Linked DNA regions of Homo sapiens: region 1 is linked to region 2. The links are chromatin loops, found by intact Hi-C in ENCODE. Cell type or tissue: MCF 10A. All regions are shown on one strand. Each heading gives the region's core, and the rest is flanking DNA. Links, peaks and the distances in the headings are about the cores only.

What was found. Peaks named below come from ENCODE experiments on the same cell type or tissue, not always from the same donor. Only the 100,000 strongest peaks of a DNase experiment are listed, where the experiment ranks them.
Region 1: a loop joins it to region 2, with 2.4 times the contacts of the local background. A loop is called at or near these places in 2 of 110 quality-filtered maps.

What each region holds. Positions count from the first base shown.
Region 1 is chr6:1,472,896-1,475,816 of GRCh38, forward strand. The region is part of intron 3 of LOC102723944 (a long non-coding RNA gene); the gene reads right to left. Among named protein-coding and RNA genes, the nearest start is that of MIR6720, 84 kb to the left of the region's middle. In MCF 10A, for the core only: CTCF peaks have their summits at 1,557 and 1,761; no DNase peak of the experiment used is centred there.
Region 2 is chr6:1,554,152-1,557,072 of GRCh38, forward strand. LOC102723944 (a long non-coding RNA gene) reads right to left here and starts at 1,075. Exons shown (of 7, transcript XR_427861.4): 1 at 981-1,075. In MCF 10A, for the core only: a CTCF peak has its summit at 1,053 (motif pointing left); a DNase peak (open chromatin) is centred at 1,000.

The DNA of each region.
Region 1 (2,921 bases), core at 302-2,801, 81 kb before region 2:
TAGATGATAGATACATGGATGGATGGATAGATGGGTGAAGATAGATGATAGATAGATGATAGAAAATAGAAAATAGATTGATAGATGAAGATAGATAATAAATGATAGATAATAGATATATAGACAATAGATACATAGGTAGATGCATAGATACATAGATAGCTGATAGATAATAGATGAATAGGTGACTAGATACATAGATACACAGATAGATGATAGATAATGGATAGATAGATAGATAGATACACACATACATACATAAACAGATGATAGATAGATAGACCCTCACTCCTGCCTTCTGGACCCACTCAGCCTGCCCTTCCCACGCTGTGCATCCTGTGTTACTTCTCACCACTTGCCCACAGTCCCCTTCCCCCACATCAGCCCTCTCCATCCCCTGACCACCCCCAGCACTCAGGGGCCTCCAGGCATTTCCTTTGTCTCTTTGGTCCACTTTGAAGTCACACATTCCACTCCAACGACCGAAATCCCCACGCTTCCTTTCAGGCCCAGTCTAAGACAGAGCTCCACAAAGCCCTCCTGACTGGCACCGTCCCAAAGGATGCCTTCCCCTCACTTAGCGCCCCCTCGGCCCTACTGCAGAGCCTCTTCCACACCTGCAAATACTTGCCTGTGGCTCATCTTGGTTTCCCGTGTGTCTGTGTGTCTGGAGAACACTCCAGGGACAGTGTGAGCTCTCTGAGGACAGGGATTCCTTCCTGAACAACGGACAAGCACCCCTCCCTGAGTGTCTGTGTGTTTCCAGCTCTGGGGAACCCAAGTCATGGTCTCTGTCCACAAGAAGCTTTTATTTATAGTGTTAAAATATACATAACATAAAATGTACCATTTTAACCATGTTTAAGGGTATAGTTCTGTGATGTAAGTAATTCACATTGTTGTGCAATCACTGTACAGCATTCATCTCCAGGGATTTTTTTTATCTTCCCAAACTGAAACTCTGCACCCATTAACCAATAATTCCCTATTCTTTCTTCCCCAGCCCCTGGCAACCAGCATTTTATTTTCTGTCTGTATGAATTTTACTATTCTAAGTACCTAAACAAGTGGAATCATACAGTATTTGTCCTTTTGTGACTGGTTTATTTCACTTAGCATAATGTCAAGGTCCATGCTGTAGCAGGTGTCAGGATTTCCTCCCTTTTCAAGGCTGGATCATATTCTGTTGTATGGATACATCCCATTTTGTTTAGCCGTTCATCTGTTGATGGAGACTTGCGTGGTTTCCACCCTTTCCTATTGTGAATAACAACGCTATGCACATAGGCATAAAGTATCTGTTAGAGTCTCTGCTTCCAATTCTTCGGGGTATATACTTAGAAGTGTAATGCTGGATCATATAGTAATTCAGTGATTAACTTTTCGAAACCAAGAAGCTTCTAACAAACTCAGAAGACAGAACCAATACACACAAGACCATCTGAGACCAAAGAGCAGAAGGAGCTTTCTGCTGAGGCCAGAACCTGCAAAGCCTGACTCCACCACCAGGGATGACCTTGACTCATACCTTAAACCTCACTGGGCTACCTATAAAAGTGAGGTCTAAGTAATACGCCCTCTTTTCCTATTCTAAGATGTACATTGCCTTCACTTTTAGTAGCTCTAAAATCAGCATTGGTTATTTTAATTTCAGCATGTTTTTCCTTAATAGAATGTAAAAGGATAGTGCATTCTGCTCATAACTGGCGGAGCCTTAGACTCCAAACACAGCACCATGGAGGCAAAAACAGATAATAGAATAAGCACTCACCACTTTAATTTTCCTTTATTCAGTTGTGTGGTAATGACTATACGAATGCAATTAAAGTCAAGAAAAGATCACCACCACAGCATAACCTACCCTGAACAGACATTTCACCAAAGAAGAGATTGCAAATATGCAATGAAAAGTTGCTCAACTTCATTAGCCATTAGGAAAATGCAAATTAAAGCCACAATGAGATATCTGACACATCACTACACACCTATCAGAACAGCTAGAACAAAAAAATAGTGATGGTTCCAAACACTGGCAAGAAGGCAGACATATTGCATCTCTCAGACATTGCATGTGGGGAGGCAAAGTGGTACAGACACTCTGAAGAACAGTTTTGCAGTTTCTTATGAAACTAAACATATACTTGTCACGTGGTGCAGAGCTTGCCCCTCAGCATTTATCCCAGAGAAGCGGAAACTCGTGTCCATGCAAAAACCCACACACAAATATTTGTAGAAGCTTTATTTCCAACAATCAAAACCTGAAAATCATCCAAATGTCCTTGGGAGACTGCATGGTTAAACTGTGGCATATGACTGCTCAGTAGTATGCCATGGTGTGGATATGCCACAGTTTAACACCATGGCATACTACTGAGCAGTCAGAAGGAACACAGTGCTGAGGCTTTATGCTGAGTGAAAAAAGCCAATCTCAGAAGGTTCCATACTATATGATCCCAGTCATATAACATTCTTGAAATGACATCATTATAGAGATGGAGAAAAATTAGTGTTTGCCAGGGGATGGGGATCCAGGGGGGAATGTGTGTGTGTAGTGGCATGTGACTGTAAAAAGGCAGCGTGCCCAGTAATTCCATTACTGGGTGTATACCCAAAAGATTATACATCATTCTACTATAAAGACACATGCAAGTGTATGTTTACTGCAGCACTATTTACAATAGCAAAGACTTGGAACCAACCCAAATGCCCATCAGTGATAGACTGGATAAAGAAAATGTGGCACATATACACCATAGGATACTATGCAACCATAAAAAAGAATGAGTTCATGTCCTTTGCAGGGACATGGATGAAGCTGGAAACCATCATTCTCAGCAAACTAACACAGGAACAGAAAACCAAACATTGCATGTTCTCACTCATAAGTCGGAGTTGAATAATGAGAACACATGGACACAGGG
Region 2 (2,921 bases), core at 110-2,609:
ACTTACTGGCTTTGTGGAGTATTAAAAAGCACTGCCCAGGGAACCTATTTGCTGGTGTGGGTTATGCCAGGGGTGTCACGGTTTTAGAGTTGGCAGCACTAGCAGTAGCTTTCGGCTTGGGGGAGTTTCTTGACTATATCAATTGCCTGTCATGGTGGTTTCCGACCCGGGCAGGTGGCATGGTTCTGGGGCTAGCAGCTGTGGCCACCGTTTCCCTACGCCACTGGTGTCTGCTGAATTCGAGGAGGGGCATTAGATTCTTTAGTTCTTCAGGGTGGCTTTGGGTCGTGTTCTTAAAAGATCAGTCTGGAATCTGATCCTTCAGTCTTCCCAAAGAGTCTGTAAACCACTTAATATCCTGCCGCAAATCCCTTTCTGCTTAAACTAACTAGATTGAATTCCGTTCTCTGCAAGCCAGCCTGGGCGATAGACCACAGAACCCTCTGCGCTGTTCCTCTCCCTGTGGATTCTTTTTTCCCAAACCAAGTCACTACACGTGGATCTAGAATATATTATTTATTCTTCTCGGCCAAACCACAGGCTTTCCTTTTTACAAAATCAACTTGAGGTTTACCCTCTGTGAAGCCGTTTCAAATGAGGTCGAACACGCTTCTCACTTCCTCTGCAACTGTGACCCGGACACTTTGGTAACGGCTTACTGGGGGCTCTAAGACCATTAATCGGTTTCAGAACCGGAGTCCCTGTGCCTCCCTTGGGAAGCACTTTTCACATAAAGTAAAAAGTTCGGTGACCTTAGCAGGGCAGACGAGGCCTTAAACACTGCAGTTTAAAGCTGGGATGGCAAAAGACGTGGCCACCTCTTCCTCTAGTCTTTCCAACTCTCTCTCTTCCGCTTCCTTCTCCCTCCCCTTCTCACGACGCCCGGCCATTGCCTCTGAAGCTGGATGGTGGCTGGGCACGCCCCGCCAGGACATTCGTTCAGGGGAGGACGCCCGAATCTGTCAGCAAAGCATCCCTACCTGCAGGAGGCCTGGAGCTCAGCGCAGCCCCCCACGCCTGCCCGGGTCCCCGAAACGCGGCTGCTCCAGCGCCGGGGGCGCACACCGCCCCCTGGAGGCGGGCCCTGGCCCTGAGCCCCGCGCTCCCGCCGGCGCCGACTCCACTTCGCGGCTGCGCACTTTGCACTTGGCGCCCAGCCCTGGCAGATCGGGACGCAAACACACACGCACCCACGGTTTACAAGAAAGACTCTTCAAAGGAAAACTAAATGGGGGGTGGTCGTTCTAATAAATATAACGTGCAAGGCTCAACTATGTGAGTAATCATTAGAAAATGCAGAAAATGTGTTTCTCTTTATCTGCCATTCCCATTCCAATTCACTGCTTTTTTAAAACCCATTTATGCCCTTCTCAGAAGCCTCCTCCGTGAGCAATATCATCCAACTTCGACAGCAGCGTCAACCACTTTAGAAAATGAAAAGAGATAATAATTGGCAATTAACATCATCTACGTTTTAATACATTTTACAAAATTAAAATAAAAATGCAAGGCAGCCGGGCGCGGTGGCTCATGCCTGTAGTCCCAGAACTTTGGGAGGCTGAGGCGGGCGGATCGCCTGGGGTCAGGAGTTCGAGACCAGCCTGACCAGCGTGGAGAAACCCCGTCTTTACTAAAAATACAAAATTGGCCGCGTGTGGTGGCGCATGCCTGTAATCCCAGCTACTCGGGAGGCTGAGGCAAGAGAATCGCTTGAACCAGGGAGGCGGAGGTTGCAGTGAGCTGAGATAGTGCCATTGCACTCCAGCCTGGGCAACAGGAGTGAAAAAGTCCGTCTCAAAAAAAAAAAAAAAAAAAATGCAAGGCAAACTAGTTGGTCAATTGTCATTTGTGTCATTTGTGTCTATGTGTCATTTCCAAAACTCAATATTCTTTGAATAATAAAACCAACGCTTTCTCTAACAACTTGTGTGACATGTCCCCGAATCAGCATTTAAGATTTCGAACTAAAACGTAATCCGAAGAGATTCCTTAATGGGAAGGTTGGCAAACTTGCCAAGGACATAGACCTGTTCCTGTTCTTACTTCAGCTGGGCTTTCTTTTAATGAGTGGATTGCATTATACACTTTTTTGTTATGTTTTGCATTCACATATGCATAAAATGCTTTTCACTAGGAATCAACCAGATATTAAAAGAACGTAAACATATTCTGGCCATAAATGATAAAAGCTGCATTTGTAGACATGCTCAGCATATCTATTATTGGCCACTGGGTCAATGTTGAGAATTCCCAAAAGAAGTCCCCACCTACATGGCAAAGCTGATGGAGCCTACAAACCGGGAACATCGTAAGTATTAACCATCCTGAAGTATATTCTCTCTTACAAGACGTTGGAAAAACAAACGATGGGCATCTAGAATGACAATAGCTTCCTACTCCTCCTGCAGTTAAGAAAGACAAACGCTGAGAACCGTTGGAAAGGCAAACAAAATTGTATGCGAAGGTCACATTCAGCCAGAAGAGGTGCTCCCAATTACGTTTACTTAAAGGGAGAGGTCCAGACACATTTTTGGTATCCTCCTTTAAAAAATGTTGCAGTCCTTAAAATTTGGTAAGCTTCTGTGACTAAAAGTATCTTTACTGCTACCTAAAGTATGTACATATGTGCATGTTTAAAATCCCTTCTTTTCATCATTTTCAGAGACACTATTTCAATTTCCTGCCCTGAAACATGTGGAATTTCATTTTAAACAAAAGTCTCCTTTCAGGGACTTGCAGGCTTGGTGTGGCTGATTGGTGCTGGAGGCCGCTCAGGACGCAGTTTCTCACCTCGTCACACATGACCTCAGACATAGCAAGTGCCGTGCAGAGTGAGCTCTTGCTCTTCAACTCAGATGATAACCAGAAGCCTGGGCCGTGTCTTCCACATTCTCTATAGCTGCTGCATGGTGCCTGTATTA